Regions from separate parts of the Mus musculus genome. Here region 1 is linked to region 2. Evidence: chromatin loops called from intact Hi-C (ENCODE). Cell type or tissue: heart. All regions are shown on one strand. Each heading gives the region's core, and the rest is flanking DNA. Links, peaks and the distances in the headings are about the cores only. Region 1 overlaps App (amyloid beta (A4) precursor protein). Region 2 overlaps App (amyloid beta (A4) precursor protein).

Region 1 (10,272 bases), core at 842-8,841, 57 kb before region 2:
TTAAGTCTGAATACAAAAGATATAAATTGAAATTTTGAACTGTAAAATAGCCTTTGAGCACAAGAAAGTCTCAACGTCACTGGGGATAAATACAAACTAAGCTCTTCTTAGATACCCTGTGTCATTCACCCTGCTAACCACACCAAAGTCCCTGTCCTAGCACCCTGATGAGTGCTAGTGTGTTCTTTATCAAGATCATTCTGTCCAGGAGACTTCTTTAGACTCAGGAGCCAAATGACCACCAATCTAGGAAAGCTCCTGAAACAATATCAACAAGTCCCCCTTCCTTCTCAAGGTTATACGAGCACACTGTTGGGGAGAGAGGAGCCTGCAGAGAGCTGGTTGCATCTTTCCTCAGAGGTGGGCCTTTTGGTGATATAGCTACTCTTGAGTCAACCATGCCTCTGTAACTAGTGCTCCATCCATTTCCCCCGTGGTAATCCCAATAAACACAATGTTTGCCGTTAGACTTCAGGAAAATTATTTCTTTGTTCTTGATGATCTCTCTGGGATAGATGTTTGCTTATGTCTCCTGTGGGAAAGTCACACCACACTTTCAAATCTTACCTCCTTGGGGAAAAATTAAAAAATTAAACTAAAACTTACGGTCACTACAACTGAAGGCTGGCCTGGACTTTAAGTGTCATACATAACTATGTATGGGAGTCAGCTTTCAATTTCGTTGACATCAGTAGAAATGTACTAGATGTAAATGTCTTAGAATTATCCTATCACCTCTCACTAGGCCAGGCAAAATGATAATATCTTATTCTCACAATTTGTCCTGTGTTTTCGGTGTAGTCACACCTAATTCTTCTGTGAAAAATTTAACCCTCAGGTGTTTCCACCCAGTTTGTCCATACTATAGTGGTATACTGAAACATCGTTTAAAATATTGTGATGTAAAGCTAAAAGGTGCTTGGCTGATTCATTATCACTTTTTTGTTCTTTTTAAAAGACCATTATTATTTGTTCTTCCCCTAGGTCCCAAGGCTATCTGGTCTCTTACACCCTGTGGAGAGGGCCTTAAATCAAATCAGTTATTGGCTGGTTACTCCCACAAGCTGTGTGCCACCATGACTCTAGCACATGGTACAAGTGTTTGGCTGATCCCTACGTTCTTGAGATACAGGACAATAAAGGAGGAACAATGTGCTCCCTGACATTTGGAAGAGCAGCTGGATTTAAATTTACATTGAAACCCCAGTTCTCAATGATGACATGTAGAGATGGGATGTTTGGGAAGTGCCTAGGGCTAGGTCAGGTCAGGTCTCAAGATGGGGTTAACACCCAAGGAAGATGAAGCACTAGAGACTTCCCTCACCATCATGTGAGGAGTCGGTCAGGTGCAAGCTAGGAAGAAGTCTCTTCTAGAACCCAAACACGGCCATCACAATCTTCTTCCCTGATAGAATAGAAAAATGTGAAGTTTAGACATTTAGTCTTTGTCTATTGTTTATTCTTATAGCAGCTGGAATTAATACAAGCATCCTCAATAAAAGGTTGTGTGCACAGGCCATTAAGCTAAAATGAAGGATGGTAGGAAGGCTCAGTGGGTAAAAGTACTTGCTGCCAAGCCTGATGACTTGAGTCTGATTCCAGACCACACAGAGTGGAAGGCACACACTTCCCAGCCAGTAGTCCTTTGAAACTCAAACGCACGTTCATTGTATCATATACAACACATGCCACATAATATAAAGGTCAAAATACTGTTTATAGATCAGTGGTTTGTAACTCGCTTCCGTAAGAGATGTTTGGCAGGATCTGGACACTTGATCCGTCTTCTGGTGTTGGAGAACGTCTTCTGGAAACACTTCTGCTTCTCACTCTTTGAGACAGGATCTCACCCTGTTTTCCAGGCAGGCCTGGTCTCTTGCTTCCCTCCCAAGCACTGGAGTCACAGGCGTGTGAGACATCATACAGCTCGGGAGACATTTCTGGTTAGAATCAGGCGGATGCGGTTAAATATCCTAGAACGTTCGTATCCCCACGAATAAGAGTGACTCCCCCAAAAATGTGGGGAGTGCCCAGGTCCAGAGCTTGCTGCAGACTATCAGCTGCTCTACCCATCATTTCCAGGGCCTGGGGATGTAGCTCACTTGGTAGAGAACTTACTTAGCATACAGGGAGCCTTGAAGTCAAATCCCAGCACTTCATATACACAGGGCACGATGGCGCATGCTGCAGTCCCAATATTTGCAAGGTAGAGGCAGGACCATCAGGAGGATAAGGCCATCTTTGGCTACATGAGTTAAAGGTTAGATTGGGATACTTGAGACCCTAGCTTGAAAGCGAAAAACAAAACAAAACAAAACAAAACAAAAAACAAAACCCCCAAATCAAAACTCTACAGCTTTTCTCTGTTTTTGTTTTGTTTGTGTGTGTGTGTGTGTGTGTGTGTGTTTCACATTTGGAACCTGTTAGTTTTTGTGTGTCAACTTGACACAAGCTGGAGTTATCATAGAGAAAGGAGCCTCCCTCAAGGAAATGCCTCCATGCGATCTAGCTGTAAGGCATTTTCTCAATTATTGTGATCAAGGGGGGAGGGCCCATTGTGGGTGGTGCCATCCCTGGACTGGTAGTCTTGGGTTCTATAAGAAAGCAAACTGAGCAAGCCAGGGGAAGCAAGCCAGTAAGCAGCATCCTCCATGGCCTCTGCATCAGCTCCTGCCTCCAAGTTCCTGCCCTGTGTGAGTTCCTGTCCTGACTTCCTTTGGTGATAAACAAAAGAGCAATGTGGAAGTGTAAGCTGAATAAACCCTTTCCTCCCCAACTTGCTTCTTGGCCATGATGTTTTGTGCAGGAATACAAACCCTGACTAAGACAGAAAGGAAGAACCAAGCCAGGGAAGCACAGCCTTTTAAAAACAACAAACTCCACCAGTTAGTTTACCAGCACTAAGAGCTGTGTGCGCCCACAATTTCCTCATCAGACTCACAGGTTAGGTGTGAGTGACCAGATGAGGTGTTCTCACGGGTCTAGATGACTAAGCAATAAACTCTCACCATACAATCATACCAGTCTAAGGTATTCCTATGAAAACACAATTTTATACAAACCCTCAGGGGTGTCTCAGGGTGCCCTCTCTTCCCTCTTACTCTCTTCCTGGCTTTTCATTCTCTGTCAGTATTATTAAACGAAGCGCCTTGGGTTGATAAATGCAGGGATCTTGCCTTTTCCCTCCCACACAATCACCCTTCAAAGAAACGTCTTGCCTGGAGTTATTTTATTTAATTTATTTATGTAATACAGTGTAGAAAGCTATCATGGCATAAGCAATGATTCTGTACAATCATCCTGCAGAAAATTAATTTTTGGAGAATTCTTGGTAATTGGAGACCAGCAGAACACTCCCTCCCCCCACCCGTAAAAGTGCTTATGATGAACAGGGATAATTTTTTTTTAATTTTTTTTTATCAAAGATCCAAAGATACATGGACAAAAAAAATGTTCAAATTCTCAATGCCTAATGTGTGCACATAAAACAGGCACAAAGAAATCAATGTGTATCCTCTTATTCCTATATCACAAAGAGAGCAGAAGCAGCAATCTGTACAGTAAGATGCAGTCATGGAAAAAGAATTTTCTAAGTCATTTGGAATACTTAAAAAAATGTTCAAAATGCATAGTGATCAGGAAAAGAATACGTAGGAGAAGCAGCTAGACGCCCACGTTCACAAGAAGCATCCCCCATCGATTTTTAAAGCATATTTCAAGTAGGAGTTTTTTCCGGGCCACAAACCACAAGAATAATATACAACGGGCTAAGGGGCTATGTATGTGATAAATAATTAGGAGAGAATCTATTCATGCACTAGTTTGATACAGCTAATTTTTTTTTTTACAGTACACAAAACCCATGAATCATGTAATGTAGAGACCAGAATGTAAAGAGAGAAAGCGAGAATACATTACTGATTTGTATATTAATTCAAGTTCAGGCATCTACTTGTGTTACAGCACAGCTGTCAAAAGCCGAGGGTGAGTAAATAAACGGAAGGGTTTGTTTCTTTCCACGTTATTTTATAAATGAACACCGATGGGTAGTGAAGCAATGGTTTCGCTGTCCAAGTTCAGAGGCCGCTGCTGTGGCGCGGGTGGGGCTTAGTTCTGCATTTGCTCAAAGAACTTGTAAGTTGGATTCTCATATCCGTTCTGCTGCATCTTGGAGAGATGGCGCTCCTCTGGGGTCACGGCGGCGTCGACCTAGAAAGCAGGTACAGAGATCCGGGTTTAAAATAGACCGAGGACTTTAAAGGAGCACAGTACTCGTAGGCAGTAACAGGACACGGTGTGCAGTTCTTTTCTTTGCCCCCAAAGTACTTAACAACCGTGATTTATCAGCTTTAGCCCCAACTTCTGACACCACGTGGCAGAGCCAATGGCTTACGCCGATGCTGCATCTGGCCACTAGGTGGTGCTGAAATTCTTGAGGCGAGTACTCGGGTCTGCACAGGGCACATTGGCTGAAACAGCCAGCACTGGAGTTTGTGGGATGGTGAAGGAGAAAGAACATCTCACAAAGCCGCACTGTGAATGACTGTGAGTGACGCTTAGATCTGTGCAGAATATAACACTCCGCTTTGTGGGGCCCCAGGTATCTGCTGCCATTTCGAAGTACATTTATCTCTGTAGAAATGTTAATGAGAGTTTTGAGAGCCTATTAAATAAAAGATACACACACACACACACATGTATGTATATGTCTTTTATTATATATATACATATATATATATATATATATGTATATATATACACACATACACATATAAAAGGGGTATAAATAAAGGTAACATATATGGATGTATGTGTGTGTCTGTGTGTGTGTGAGTGTATGTATATAAAAGGTGTATTACCAGGGGTAGGGTATAGGGGACTTTTGGGATAGCATTTGAAGTGTAAATGAAAAAATTATCTAATAAAAATTTGAAAAAAGGGGGGTATTACTTGACACAAAAAGGGAAACTGTATAGACACACTATCCTAATTATACATACATACATACATACATACATACATACATACATACATATCTGTCTGTCTGTCGATCCATCCTTCCATCCACTCATCCATCCATCCACCCACCTACCCATTCATCCTACACATACAGGATTTGTAGTCCTGGGGGTTGCATTCAGGCCTCATTTCCGCCAGGCCAGAGCTCTACAGCAGGCTTCAGCTGTAAGATCAGGTCGGCACGGTAAACATAATCTGCCTCAGCCATTGTCACGGAGAGCCGGGCAGGTGTTAGTCTCTGCAGACTGTGCGGGGCACACATCTCTCTACAGTAGCTAATGGCTTTTCTTGTTTCTATATTTGTCCTACCTCTCCCAGTGAGGAGAAGAGGAGGTGCTTGCTTGAGTCTGCTGGATTAATATGAGCTCCAAGCCTCTGTAAAGCCGCGTTGGAAGACGAGAGGACTCTGTCCGTATGCACATAGCATAAACCATGTTTCCCACAGAAAAGTTAAGGTGTGTTCTATGGGATTCATTTCACAGGGATATTTCTTATTCTGTCCTGGACTGAATGGAGCTTGCAGCCTCATTTTTCAGAGGTCTCTAGTTCCCATTGCTGAGCACTGTCAAATGATGTCTGGCAATTCCCCAGCTTTCTCTTTGTCTCTGTCCCCTGCCCCCACCCCGCCTACTGCCAGTGTGGCACAGTTCAGACCCTGCACAACTGTCTTACTGTTATGGTGGCTCCTAAAACAACAAGGGGGGGGCAGATATGCATGGTGCCAGTGCTGCCCTACCTACCAGGTGATGGACAGACATGTGGTATGATACACATAGATCATATGATACACACAGATCACGCCTAGTCCCACCTAAGGAGTAATTCAGGTGGAGAGCCTTGTAGAGATGAATTCCTTCATGGCCATTGGGTGTGACCCCACTTCAGAGAACTAGTTAGTCCTTTTTAGGCTGGGCACGAGACAGACTTCAGGACAGACTTCAGGACACAGTCAAAGGCAGTGGGAATAGGAGCTGCCCTGCCCTTAGGTCCTGGGACATTTCCTTCTGCTCATCCGCCCTGACTCCTCCCATCTGCACGAGGTGGGATCCAGATGGGAGCTGCTCGCATCTTCCCTCCTGTGAGAGTTGCCTGCAGTCCAGTCTCCAGGTCACTCCAGTAAGGGCCTGGGTGTTTTCCTCTTATACCAAGGCCTACCCAGGAGCTAGCACTCAGAGAACACTGCTCAGCATCACTGCCCCTTGGGAGAAACACACAGGTGTTTTTCCCATCTCCTCCTGTTTGCTGTGATCTGCTCTGCTGTCAACAAATGAGGTCACCTCGATTTAATTGGCGACAGGCTTGCAAGCTAAAATGCCTTCTCTCTACAGATTAACTCCCCAAAGTGAGAGCATTCAGTCACCCTCCTGTTCGGCTTGCTAGAGACAAGCCTGTCTGCAATCCTGTGCCACTTGAACCTGGCCATTTTCTCCACTCTCTAGGACCCCATAACTGAAATGTCAAATAAGGGAATTAAAAAAATAAATAAATAAACTTGCTTTGGAGATCAAGCATGTAGCTGCTGTTTCTTAGTGTGTCTATACCTCGAGGAGGGGCAGCGGCTCTCGAGCTGCCTGCCAACAGTCTTCTGCATTTTCCAAGAACAGCAGAGCACCTTCGTGTTTAGTACTGTTATTTAGTTTTCTGACTTCAAACTCCAAAATAAATGCTCAAGGGAGCCCCACCGGAGATCCAAGGCTCCGAGAGCGGACTCAGTCCGGGCATCTCAATTCCCTGTCTTTTCTTGGTTTGCTTTGCGTGCTAATCCTCCATGCCCTTTGCTGCTGGGAAGCAGAAGGGGTTCACGATTCCTGCCATGGGGACAGCTTAGCCCTCAGTGTTCACAGGGCTCTGGGCTTCCGAATAGATTGCTTTTAAAGGCACCCGAGGAGAAGAGTCCAAATGGCATCTTTTAATCCCCAATCGTCTTGAATTCTGGAAGTGAATATTCATGTCTGGGGAGAAACCTCCGGCTAAACAAAGAACAAGGATGAGCCTTCCTCCTAGCAAGGGCCCTCAAAGCTACCTCGAGGACTGTGCCAATCCCTCTGTGACCACTGTGTGCCTCTAGCAACAGACTGAAATTGTGGGCATGTTCAGGAGGCAATACTCAAGGGCCATGATAGCTGTTACTAAAGTAGGAAGCCTTCCTGGCAGAATGAACCTTTGGCATCATGTTAAGCAAATCGTTAAATTAATATTTACTTCTTAGGTATTAAAAATCCAAACCACAAGGAGTTACAAAGTTTGGAGCTGAGACGAAAGGATGGACCATCTAGAGACTGCCATATCCAGAGATCTACCCCATAATCAGCTTCCAAACGCTGACACCATTGCATACACTAGCAAGATTTTATCGAAAGGACCCAGATGTAGCTGTCTCTTGTGAGACTATGCCGGGGCCTAGCAAACACAGAAGTGGATGCTCACAGTCAGCTATTGGATGGATCACAGGGCCCCCAATGGAGGAGCTAGAGAAAGTACCCAAGGAGCTAAAGAGATCTGCAACCCTGTAGGTGCAACATTATGAACTATCCAGTACCCCGGAGCTCTTGACTCTAGCTGCATGTGTATCAAAAGATGGCCTAGTCGGCCATCACTGGAAAGAGAGGCCCATTGGACTTGCAAACTTTATATGCCCCAGTACAGGGGAATGCCAGGGCCAAAAAAATGGGAATGGGTGGGTAGGGAAGTGGGGGGGAGGGTAAGGGAGACTTTTGGGATAGCATTGGAAATGTAATTGAGGAAAATATGTAATAAAAAATATTTAAAAAATCCAAACCAACTGCTCATGCCTGATGGCTATTTACTGTATCAAAAATAATAATAAATGATAATAATAATAATAGCCACTAGGCTTCTTTGAATGCCCACATTTCCCTCCACAGTTTTCCTAGGCTTGCTACTTTGTGACCCATGGGAGTCTTTCATTGTGAGGACAAGAGATACTCAGGAGACACATGCTTCCACCATGCCCAGGTGATGGAAAAATACAAAGACGTGGCCTTGAGTGACCGGGACACTCGGTCCATTCGTTGCCCCTTTTTGTTCTTACTGACATGAATGAGGTCTGCTCATCCATGAAGGAAATGAAGTAGAGCCGGGAATAGTGTCATTTCCACGTACGTGCAGCGTTTCTTCAGCACACACAGGAGATGGGTTCCAAAACCAAAGAGGAAGGGTGCTTAAGTTCTTTGCTTAATAACGCATGGTATCTGCATATGACCTACACACATTCTCCCCTATACAGCATGGCTACGCACCCCCAGATGACTGTGACATATAATTCCAAATACAATCTAAATGCAAATGGTTGTCATAGTGATTATTTATGGAATAATCTGTTCATGCTCAGGTGCATTATTTTCCCTAAATACTTTTGATCAGTTGGGGCGGGGCGGGGGTGGGGAGCTCAACCTGTGGCTGTGGAGACACTGTGGCCGAGTGTGTGCAGCGCTCCAAAGTCAGGCAGGAGAGGGTGACATCCACCCTGCGCATTCCCGAGGTACTCAAAGATGAAGGGCTTGCTGAAGCCCATGGCAGCGTGCTTCAATACTGACACCCCAGGCTGAAGAGTAGCTCTCGGTGGCCTAGTTCTACCACTCCAGCTAAATGACACCTCCCCAAGGGCAGGGTACAGGCACAGCAGTACAAGTGAGTTCTATTTCAACCCTCTGTCCCAGTGTGGACTCAATACGGAGCTGGACCAAGCCTCGTCACGGACAGAAACACAGACTGTTAAAGGGAAAGAGATTTCAGACTCTCCACGGCATCCCTCTCCAGGACAAAGTGAGTCTATAGGGAATCAAGTGAAAACCAAGACCATTTCTTGAGTGGCGCTCAAGAAGATGCCACTTGGATACGCCGAGCAGTGACCCTTCCAGGATGCCGAAGTTTCTTTAGAATCAACATGTCAACCTCTTTCCCTCTGTCATTCTGAAGAGGCAGTGTCTCTTGGTTACTGCCCAAAAGAATCACTCGGTCCAGGTTGCAGGAAGGTGTTTAAGAGGGGGCTTAGGTTAGGAGGTGAGGGGGTATCATTTTTTGCTACCCAAAGCCTGCCTAAAGAGTACCTCAAAGCAGTCAGCATTAGTGTGTGTTATACTGAAGCCTTCGAGAAAATTCCCATGTCTCAGCGTGAATGGAGTTCTGGTAAGAACATCACACCTTTTTTTGTTGTTGTTGTTGCTCAGTGTTGTTGTTACTGGGTATCAATGTGCCCCTATCAAATCCAAGGCTTCAGATTGTGGCTATAATGACTACTGCCAAATGAAGTCATGTGGGCAGACTGTAGCCCAGTATGTCCTTAGAAGGAAGAGATCAGGACATAGTAAGACCCCCGGGAGACCATGGGAGAACACAAACATCTACAAACCAAGGAGAGAGGCATCAGGTGCAACCAAGGCTGCTGACAGCCTGGTCTCAGACTTCTAACCTCCATCACTGGTCAGGAAAGTACACTTTTGTTGTGCCATCCACTCTGTCTGTGGTTCTCTCTGTGGTAGCCTTGGTACCTTGCTGGTAGACTCAGCAAGCAGAGACAGGCTCTGGCTTGTGGTATCAAGATGGGAATTGGCAGACTTATTTTCCTCCCAGACAGAAGTCCCAGCTTGGACAGAGTCATTCCACTGTAAGACCATTTAAATTGAATTCTATTAATGAAATTCAAAGGAGTTTTTGAATTATTCGCATATGCAAATAGGGGATTGAAGTAGGGGGAAAACAGATTTCATTAGAAACGAGAGAAAGATGCATTGGAGATAATGTTTTACAGTCCTTGAAGAACAAAACTTAGGTGCCATTATAGAAAGAACAAAACCCCAAATTTGGTATCTGTGCATGTGTGTGTGTGTGTGTGTGTGTGTGTGTGTGTGTGTGTGTATGCATGTACACACACATGCTCTTGCATGTGGACATGTGCATGCGCAGGCCAGAGGTTGATGTAGGTAGGCATTTCTCAAAGCTCTCCACCTTATTTCTTGAGTCAGGGTCTCTCCCCGAACCTGGAGCTTGTCGATTCCTGCAAACCCTTGGGTTCACGTGTCTCTCTCCAGTACTGGCATCCCGGGTATGTTGTGCCTGGTGTGTTGTGAGGATGCTACAGACCCAAACACAGGTCCTTACATTTGTGTGGCAAACACTTTACTGGATATCTCTCCAGCCCCAGAGTTATTGCTTTGAGAAAAATGAAACAAAACAAAACATGTTTATACTCTAGTGTGTGAAATTTTCAGCTCTTTCGCCTCTTGCCCCCTC
Region 2 (10,272 bases), core at 749-8,748:
ATAAAGTTTGCATGTCCAATGGGCCTCTTTTTCCAGTGATGGCCGACTAGGCCATCTTTTGATACATATGCAGCTAGAGTCAAGAGCTCCAGGGTACTGGTTAGTTCATAATGTTGTTGCACCTACAGGGTTGCAGATCTCTTTAGCTCCTTGGATACTTTCTCTAGCTCCTCCATTGGGGGTGCTGTGCTCCATCCAATAGCAATCATAAAGGAACTCAAATGATATGTACTCACTGATAAGTGGATATTAGCCCAGAAACTTAGTATACCCGAGATATAAGATACAATTTGCAAAACACATGAAACTGAAGAAGAATGAAGACCAAAGTGTGGACACTTTGCCCCTTTTTAGAATTGGAAACAATCACCCATGGAAGGACTTACAGAGACAAAGTTTGGAGCCGAAACTAATGCTCTCTCTTAACTGACAAGTACCCACGGGATGGTAAATAATTCTCAGGCAGTACTAACTCACTCTTCTATTTTGTCAGACTGAGAAGAGTTGTAAATATTCGACTTTAAACCCAATTTGGATTTGTAACCAGCTCCACATAGGCACAGACAACAGAGACACTGTCCCTGAAATAGACATGCTGGATTTTTTTCCCTGGAGGCTGGACATTTTTATCAAGAGGCCACAGTGAAATTGTAATAAAAAGCAAAGTTGTAACAACAGTAAGCACTCTTCCATGAAAGTGGCTTTCTTGTCTCCTTGGCACATCATTCCATACCAGCCCCACTAACCACGGATTTACCCAGTCACCGGTCTTTCTGGTTTTTAGTATTTCACTTTTTTTATTAATTTAAATGATAAACCAGTGTGAAACAATTAGAGCTGCCTTCCTCCTTCCTTCCTTCCTTCTGTTTAACTCATAAATTGGTCAGGACAGCCTTGTGTGAGACAGACATCTCGGAATGAAATGCTGCTACAGTTTTACAGCCTTGAGGTGGCTGCAATCTGAAGAATCTTGAGGGACAATGATAAAAAAAATTCCTCAATGCCAGAACCAATTTAGCAAGGACTTAAGGGACTTAAGGGAAATTACAAGGGACAAAAACATCTAATGGCTTAGAATGGCAAGTGGGCCAAATCAGCGTTGAGCTGAAGAGCTGTGGGGACTGAAGTGACGACGATTTGCATGGGCAGGAACTCTGAGCAGCTGCATTTCATCAGAACGGTAACTCAGTCATCACTGAATTGAACAGCACATTCCTAGACAGGATTTAGAAGACGTAAGGCAATGTCCCCTCTTTATCAACATTTCTTACAACCTTTCTGAACAAGAAAGCTTCATAATTTACATGCAAACCTTTGAAAAAGAAAATAGTAACTAGTATGTGTGCTTTGGGACTTGTGAATAATAATTTAAGCTGGACTAAAAACGGCAAGATAATAAAAGGTCAGCCTTTTGTAAAAAGAACTAACAGCAGTTTAGACAATACTTAGGAGAACCAAATCAGATGCATGGTTAATCAACCAATCAACCAACCATGTGACTGTGTAAACTCTGGAGATGACCACAGGACACAGTGTCAAGGCTGCGACCCAAACCTCCTTATACAGTGTTAAAAAAGGGTTCTGGGAAATCTGCTTTATTCTTTACTTTGCTGCCACTGCCCGATGACATCATTCTGTTGGGTAGATCAACCATAACAGCTTTAGGGAACATTGTCACAGCAGAAAGGGAGGTACTTCGTGCAATGGGTATGGGAGGGGTCAAGGAAGGAGCTTAGCATGGAGGTTTGGGCATTATCAAGAAACAGATCATCTCATAATTTAAGGGACAGCGACCTCAAAGCGTGACGGTTTGCCTCATTCCTAGACTACAGCAACGGAAATCTCTAAAGCACACCAGGCTGTCTGCTAGAACCACAGTCAAAGACCATGGATGGCAGCAGAGCTCAGCGGATTGGACATTGCTGTGATAGAAACATAGAAATCAACACAAGCTAGAGTATGGCCTCCCAGGTTTAAACCCTATGTGTAGACCCTAAGGTTAAAGAGAAGAGAACTCACGGTGCAAGACAATGGGTGCCAGAGAGAACACAGATGTGGGATTCAGGCAAGACCCTGGCCTCAGAGTCAGTTTTATTCCTCCACTATCATCCTAAGTGGCCTCTCTAGGATCCAGTTTCTTCAATTATGAGCTGGAGATACTGCCACAGAATTCTTCACCATTGATATTAGCCCGTATGCCGCCTTTGTGCAAAATACAAGAAAACCTTGCTGAACGTGGACACACCTAATGTCTGAGGGACCGAGGGCCCGGACTCCTCCCCTAGACCTCCTGCTCCTTCTATATGCGCTGGTCCAGTACTCCAAGGTGACCTTTCACAATATACCTAGACACTGATGTCATGGGCAGACCCGTCTGAGCTCATCAAACCATTGCTTCCTGCTCTGCCCTCTGAGGTTATCGGTGAAGACTTTACAGAGCTGCTGAGGCTTTCAGTTGGATCCTGAGGGATGCGACTTTCCAAGGACAGGACACCTGTCCTGCTCAGGCCATCCAGAGGGAGAATTTGGGTGAGGCGGCCAATGCGAGGTAAAGGCTCAGATATTCGGCCGGAAGTTCCTGAGACCATGGAAGCAGGACAAGGTCAAATGTGTGGTTCCAGAGTCTACCGAAGCTGGTTCTCAAACTGTGGGTTGTGACCACATTGCGGGGGTTGCATATCAGATATCCTGCATATCAGATACTTACATTATAATTCATAATATTAAATTACAGTTATGAAATAGGAACAAAATAATTATATGGTTGGGGGGGGTCACCATAATATCAGGAACTGTATTAAAGGGTCACAGCATCAGGAAGGTTGAGAAGGACTGGTCCAGAGTCTCTCAGGCACACAAGATGCTGGATGACGGAAGGCCACCCATATGTGTGTGGTTACTAGAACTACCGATTTGGGATTTACTAGAGCTGGCTGTAGCCTAACCAGATGGGCTGCCTCAGGGAAGCACAATGGGGTAACATGATCAGGGCCAGAATTCCCTGGCAGCATGATTCCTAGTCAGTATGGTTGGTTTGTTTATTTATTCTTTCTTACAGGCTTGATTCCAGTCCCCACCTCCAACCACACAGCATAACTTCTTTGTAGTTAAGGCCCCCTTCTCACCCATTTTGGCCTATAATAGAGATTTAAGGTTGGAAGCATAATTCACTGAGAGAGATACACCTGTGTCATTAAAGAAAAACTGATACTGGCAGATCCTCAGCCTAAAACCCTTTACTCAGAAAGCAACCATGAGTGTTAAGCAGTAGAATGCTGCATTCTTTCCAAGCTGTAGACTGAATTGAGCTTATCCTAGTTGAGGTGCACAAAGGCGCCAACGTTTACCCAAAACACACGAGCATCTCTATATTTCCCATCTCACCCTTCTGCCAACTGAAGTGTGGCTTTCTCCTTATCTATACCGAACTGATTCAAACCTCAAGTTTGATAACTTAGGGAAAAATGGTGGGTGAACGGAATCCACAGACGACTGTGTCTACTGTAAGGTGCCAATCGGAAGGACTCTATGAGGTTCTTCTTTGCATTGGATAACAACAAACAAATCACACTTTCATTATGGAATACTTCAAATATGAACAAAAGTAAAGAGATTAAAATATAAAGGATTTTGTGAGCAGCATACAGAGCCGATTTTGGGTTTGTCTGCATCGATGTGATGGAGAGTTTTACTGGCTGTTCATTTGCTTGTTTGTGTCACAGTTCTTCAGGAAGCCCACTAAGGACAACCAAGGAAGCCCATTGTCCTTGAAGAACTCGTACCTCAAGCTTTTGTGTCAGGAGCTTAAAGGGCACACAGGCCTGTAGTGGACAGGCTGTAATGTGTTCATTGCAGCAAGTGGTTTTTCCTATGTAAACAACTATCTTAAGATGATAGCATCCAGGATTCCAAGAGAAAGATCTTAGAAAGATTTTCTGTAAGTATGTGGTCTCCAGTATATGTAGAATGACAGGAATCTTGTGTGTGTGTGTGTGTGTGTGTGCACGAAGGCTGATAGGTTGATGTTGGGATGCCTTCTTCAATGGCTTCTTCTCCTTATCGACTGACACAGGTGCAGTAGCGCTGGCCAGCAAGCCCCTGCGATCCACCTGCTTTTGCCCCTACAGTAGGCTTACAGGCACATGTCATCATGACTGACATTTTTTTTTAAATGTTGGTGCGAGGGATCTCAATCCAGGTCTTCTAAACGTCCAGTAAGCACTTTACTCACTGAGCCATCCCTCCAGTCCTAGTTTTTACGTAATTGTTCCTGATCTACCCCCATGGCAGTTTCTTACTTTATTGAAAGAAAGAACAGAAACCCAAGTGTGATTCTAGTTAACCATCTCTCTGCCACTGAGATTTTAAGTTACTGGGTGGTCCCGTTCTTGGGTATTTTGCAGCACTGAGGGATTTGAGTCGCCATCTGTCCGACTCACTTGTGGCTAATATTTAGAGGAGCACAATGCCAAATGAGAAGCTCTACAAAGAGCAAATTAGAAACCAGAGAGTGCCAACTGTAATTAGCGGGTTTAGGTACAGTTCCTTTCTAATGGCTTATTGTTCTATAGTTTGATATTGCTAATGCTACCTTAATGTAAGTCACACAGGATAAGAGGGTGACGCTAACCACAAAGCACACTCATTTAATGCACACATCTAGAAATTTTAACTTCAATTCAGTAAGATTATGAGTTATGTTTTGAATTTTTCTCCCTTGTGGAGATCTGTTTTCATTTATATATATTTATTTTATTTTTATCTTTTCCTTGAGATAGGTTTCACTGTGTATCCTAGACTGGACTTGAACTCACTCCGTAGTACCAGCTGGACTTGAACTTGAAGCAATTCCCTGTTTGAGCCTCACAAGTGCCACAATTACAGGCATGGATTACTGTACCCAGTTCTTGACTTCTTATATAGAGGACTTATTACTGATCTCTGTCTTCCAAACATAACTGAAACGTGCAGTCACAAGAAATTTAAGGAAGTGAAAAACAAATGGGGAGTTGAGCTCTCGATACACAGGGTAGGCTAAAACTACTGTGCTTAGTTATAAAGTAGAGAAGCCTAGTGAGTATCTACCTACAAGATTGGATAAATTAGAATATCACTGTTGACATGGGATTCAACAACTGATTCACTGCTTGAAGACTTCAAGGTCTTCTCTATACCAGGTTACATCTTTAGGTCTCACAGGCATTGAAAGTTAAGAGCTGAAGCAGCAGCCAAGGTGAGATTCACTGTAAGAGGCGATCTGGGGCTAGAGAGGGCAGAATGGGCGAGATTGCCTGCTGTGTAAATGAGAGGAGCTATGCTTCAACCCTCAGCATCCATGTATAAGCATGTGGCCCCGGAATCCCAGCACCATTAAGGGAAATCACGGGGCTTTGCTGGCCACCACCCAAGCTCTAGGTTCAGATAGCAACTGTCCCATGAGAACGGGGTGATAGAGTAGAACACCTGGTGGTATCTTCCAACACCTAGTATCTTCCAACACCTGGTATCTTCCTTCCCCTGGTTGCCATGTGCACTGAAGGATTTTAGACTCATTCACACACGTGTGAAACCCCCCCTCCCTCCACCAACCCACAAAATGTACTGTACAACGCGTAGGCACCTGGGCACAGGTGACAGACACAGAAGACTCTCAGCCCTGATGTGTTCTGGGGGTAAGCCTATCTCTCGGAGAACATCCGAAGGACAGCTCACTTACCGACTTCATCTTGAATCTCCTCAGCCACCGCAGGGACATTGTAGAGCAGGGACAGAGACTGGTTCATGCGCTCGTAGATCACACGGAGGTGTGTCATAACCTGTTAGAAGATGGCACCTCCACATGAACAATCTCTGCTAAGGAAACAGTGACAAAGACCACGCCCAACACACACACACACACAGCTGGAACACTGAAGTAAAGGGGCTTTTGGTTTCTTTGCCTCTTTTTTATTCTCTCATTCCTCAGTATTTACCAGTAGCCTGCATGCTTGTAACAGTCGATTTCAACGACCACATCAGTCACCACACTCCGACCACTGAAGCTTCCTAAATACCCTAGTCCCTACAGAAATACCTTTGAAGATTTTCTAATACATAGGAATATTTCAATTTGATTGGATATTTTGTATAGAAGGCAAATGCAATTTTTAGTTTTATTTCATTTGAGAAAATTTAAAATCTTAGATTTCTGGAGGCAGACCCTAGTTTTTCAACCTCTGGGAATGAGAAAGCAGAAAATAATTACAAATCTTCATCTAGACTCTAGCAACCCTAAACATGGTAGTTACAATGGAGTTTGCCAGGACTGGGCATAGTTTACTGATTAGAGTACACAGCTTTCTGTTTACTGAGTTATCATTTTCTCCATTTTGGTGACTTTATTCTTTTATTTTTTGTTTATTTATGTATGTATGTGTGCATGTATGAATGTTTGCGTGTTAACTGAACACGTGGATGCACACTCAAGTGGGAGTGTGTAGAGGCTTGAGGCTCACACTGAGAATCTTCTTCTACTGCTTTGCACCTTGTTCACTGAGGCAGAGCCTCTCAGTCGGACCCAGAGCTCACTAATACGACTATGTTAGCTAACCAACTTGTTCCACGGATCCCATCTGAGCTTCCTCAGTGCTAGAATTACTGGTGGGTTACCACACTCAGTGGCATCCAAACTCTGGTTCCCACTTTGTCAACTGTGAGCCACTTCCCAGACCTGGTGGCTAGCATTAAATGATGAATGGCTAGCATTAAAAATTTTGGCTGCTCTCAACACTTCAGAATTTATATTCCATATTACTGGGGGAAACTTCGAAAATGTCAAGGCACACAGTACTAAAACACCCTTCCTTTTGTAGAAGATTCAGCTTATTTATGTATGTGTGTATGTATGTGTGTTTGTGTGCACTCAGATATTTGTGCAGGAACCAGAGGAAGCCAGAAGATAGTGTCATATCCCCTGAACCTAGAGTTTTAAGTGGTGGTGAAATGTGGGGGCTGGGCACTAACTTCAGGTCCTCAGCAAGAAGAGCAAGCACTCTTAACTGGTGAGTCATCTCTCTGCTTCTCACCTCTTTGAGACAGCATCTCTCTCAAGTAGCCGAGCTGGCCTTGAACTATCCATCCTTCTGCCTCCACATGTTAAGCCTTGTAGAACTGTGTGTTCTGAAGATTAGCTTTTAGAGTTTCAGATATTAAAGAACTCTTGACAAAGAGATACAACACCCTCACCATAGGTGCTCTAGAGGGAGGTAATTATCTTCCCAACAAACTGAGGAAGCAACAACTGGACTGTAAGCTGCAGAAGGTTCCCCCACTCAGGGCTTACCTGGGACCGGATCTGAGCAGCTTTCTTGGGGTCCACCATGCGCACATGTTCAAAATGCTTTAGGGTGTGCTGTCTGTCTTTCTGCTCCGCACGGACGTACTTCTTCAGCATGTTGAACACATGATGAGGCTGTGAGGAAAACCGCAAGAACATGGGTTTCAAGTGTGAGCAAAACATCACTTCTTCCACTAGCATTGAGTTCAAGGGTCCCATGATGTGTGCACTGCAAGGGAATTCTCCCAATTCTTCATAAATGGATACCCAGCCTGTTTTTCCTCTTTACGAATTATATGCGTGTTTAGTATTTCTGACACTGTCCTAAATCAGCACGCTCTTTCTAAATAGCTGCTTTCTGCTGTAGAGGGAGAATAAGCTTTGGATTTCTCAGTTTTCAGTAAGATCCTTCTATTTAACCACAGAAATATTCATGGAGTGTTCATGAGATTACATTACCATGTTTGTGCACAGCCCCAAGACCAGAATTAGTGCTTCCCAAATAATCCTTTCATTAGTAACTTACAGTGGTGCAATAATCAAAATAAGAAAATAACAGACAATCTAACTACTCTTCAACTGTCGGGCAAGGAATGCCTGATAAGCCCCATGAAACATTATCTTTCCCCAGAACAAAGGCCCTCATTGAACTGTAGTTATGTTACTTTGAAATTGAATTAAGCTCTTTTCAAACAATCAGATGCTAAAACTCCCAGAAACAATTAAGTTTTTTCTTAGGTGCTTCTTGGGTGTGTTTTTATTCTAACTGGTTCTACTTCAATTTATTCAGGTTTTACATGAAGACATTTTTTAAAAAGGATTTAAGTTTCCTTTGTCTCGAGCAATTCTGCTGCTGTTGGTATCCTGCCTAGGATTTCAGACGATGATGCACAAGGGTATACATCCTTCACGAAGACATGCCAGGAATGTTTAGACAAATACAGCTATTAAATAATGTGTGTTCAACACCTAGAGAAACAGTTGGATGGTATGGAACTTATTACCAGAAACTATGTATGTTAAGTACATATGCATGCGTATATGCATATATGAACCAGTATATGTGCTATGTACATGTTTGCACATGTGAGTGTATATGTGGAGTAAATAGGAGGGTGAATTACAGTGTTTTTATTATACTATATATAATTTATAGTATATTATTATCATATATTATTATATATATTATATTATATAATGCTTCAAGGTTATATATAGTGACACACACACACACACACACACATATATATATAAAACATGGTAATGTGATATATATCAAATTAGCATGTTTTGTGCACGGCCCCAAAATGTACACTGTGTATTATAATTTGTATATATATATATATATATATATATATATATATATATATATATATACACATATATATTTATTTATTAAGCATATATATAACTTTGAGGCATTCTCCTGGCAATTCTAAGTGGAATTTGGTGCCCTTTCTCTGTTCTACCTTGAATTGCTGTTCAAAACCCAGTAGTTGCATTCAGTATACTCCGTTATTATGCTAGATCCCTCTCTTCAAAGTGACAGCCACAGGTCCAGATTAGATCTCACTTCCTGTCTATCAGGAGCTCCATCAGGAGCTCCGATCCATGGTGCCCAACCCGGCATTGGTGCTCTGTACTTGAAATATGCGGGGTACAGGCCACGTTCCTGTGCCTTAGAATACAAACAGAGCCATACACAATGGACATAAACCGTCCCCAGGGGGGTGGGGGAGAGAGAGAGAGAGAGAGAGAGAGAGAGAGAGAGAGAGAGAGAGAGAGAGAGAGAGAGAAGGGGAGTAGGAATTTCAGGATGAAAAAGTTTCGTCAGTTGACTAGTTGGATGTTAATGCTTGGCCTGAAGGGATGATGTAAGGGACACACAAGTCCAGGTGGCATAGACACTTAGTGTTCCCCCAAAAGCTGTCTGCCTCCATAGCTCTGTACCCTTGGCCACTATGTGAGCCCATCTTAGAATTTAACATGATAGATTTCTATCAAGGCGCAGATAGGCTTGACAATGATGCAACTGGAGAGTGAAAAACTGTTCTGGGAGTTCTCATCTGAATTCCTAGTTCTGTAAACTCAGGGACAGGTACCGATTGTACATTGACTGTGCTTGGTACTATACACACATGTCTATGATGAAGACTGATTTATAAATTAGTCAGTAAAACACCAACACTCCCCAATAAAACAACAGCAATATGGTGAAATAAAAGCTATTAAAAACTTATGGCTGGCACTTGGAATTTTCCATTTAATATTCTGAGACAGCGATGACCATAAGAAACTAAAATTGTGCAAAAATGAAACTGTGGCCAGGGCAGATAACAGGACTGAATTTGTGGAGCACTCTGACTGCAGTTCTTTTTAACAGAGGAGAAGATCTGGATTTAGATTACTGTATCTCATTTCTGGTCCTAGGCTCTTGGCAGGAGGCTGTACTTTGCTAAAGGTCTGAAGCAGAAAGGAGAAATAGAAGATAGGAACGTCCCCTGTCAATCTCATTAGAAGATTACTGAAAAGTGATTCAAGGTATTAGGTACAAGTTGGGCTTTTATGATATTCATGGGTCTGCCTTCTGAATTCATCCTTATCTTCTAATAAGCCTGGTGATAATTAAAGAAAGAATGTGTTCACATGGTTTCAAGCTCTTATCTCGCTTAACACCACTACTTCTTTGTGTGTTTTGGAAAGATATTCCTAACTTTCCCTGAAAATCCCCCAGAGCCTGATACAGAGCAATAGCACAGCAGGCCTCGAGGATCCCCCAGCCCTAGACCTGTATGCGCCGTGAGCCCTGGGGGCTCAGAATGAGCTCTGACCTCATCATCCTGTGAGTCTGGAGACCCCCATGAGCAAAGCCTGCTGACATCAGATAACTCTGAAGACCGTAAGATGCTCCTAGCTGCTGGCTTCTGCTTGGTTGCTCTGAGCTGGCAATTTGCAAG

The links. A loop is a pair of places that touch in the nucleus more often than their neighbours do. Peaks named below come from ENCODE experiments on the same cell type or tissue, not always from the same donor. Only the 100,000 strongest peaks of a DNase experiment are listed, where the experiment ranks them.
Region 1: it touches region 2 in a loop (2.1-fold over the local background); 7 of 42 quality-filtered maps call a loop at or near these places.

The regions. Positions count from the first base shown.
Region 1 is chr16:84,951,224-84,961,495 of GRCm38, forward strand. It overlaps App (amyloid beta (A4) precursor protein), which reads right to left. Exons shown (of 18, transcript NM_001198823.1): 18 at 3,213-4,209. The coding sequence ends at 4,108. Among named protein-coding and RNA genes, the nearest start is that of Gm10791, 16 kb to the right of the region's middle. In heart, for the core only: no CTCF peak of the experiment used is centred there; DNase peaks (open chromatin) are centred at 4,418 and 6,168; H3K4me3 peaks cover 287 bases; H3K27ac peaks cover 251 bases.
Region 2 is chr16:85,007,911-85,018,182 of GRCm38, forward strand. It overlaps App (amyloid beta (A4) precursor protein), which reads right to left. Exons shown (of 18, transcript NM_001198823.1): 12 at 7,322-7,450; 13 at 5,717-5,816. Among named protein-coding and RNA genes, the nearest start is that of Gm10791, 41 kb to the left of the region's middle. In heart, for the core only: no CTCF peak of the experiment used is centred there; no DNase peak of the experiment used is centred there.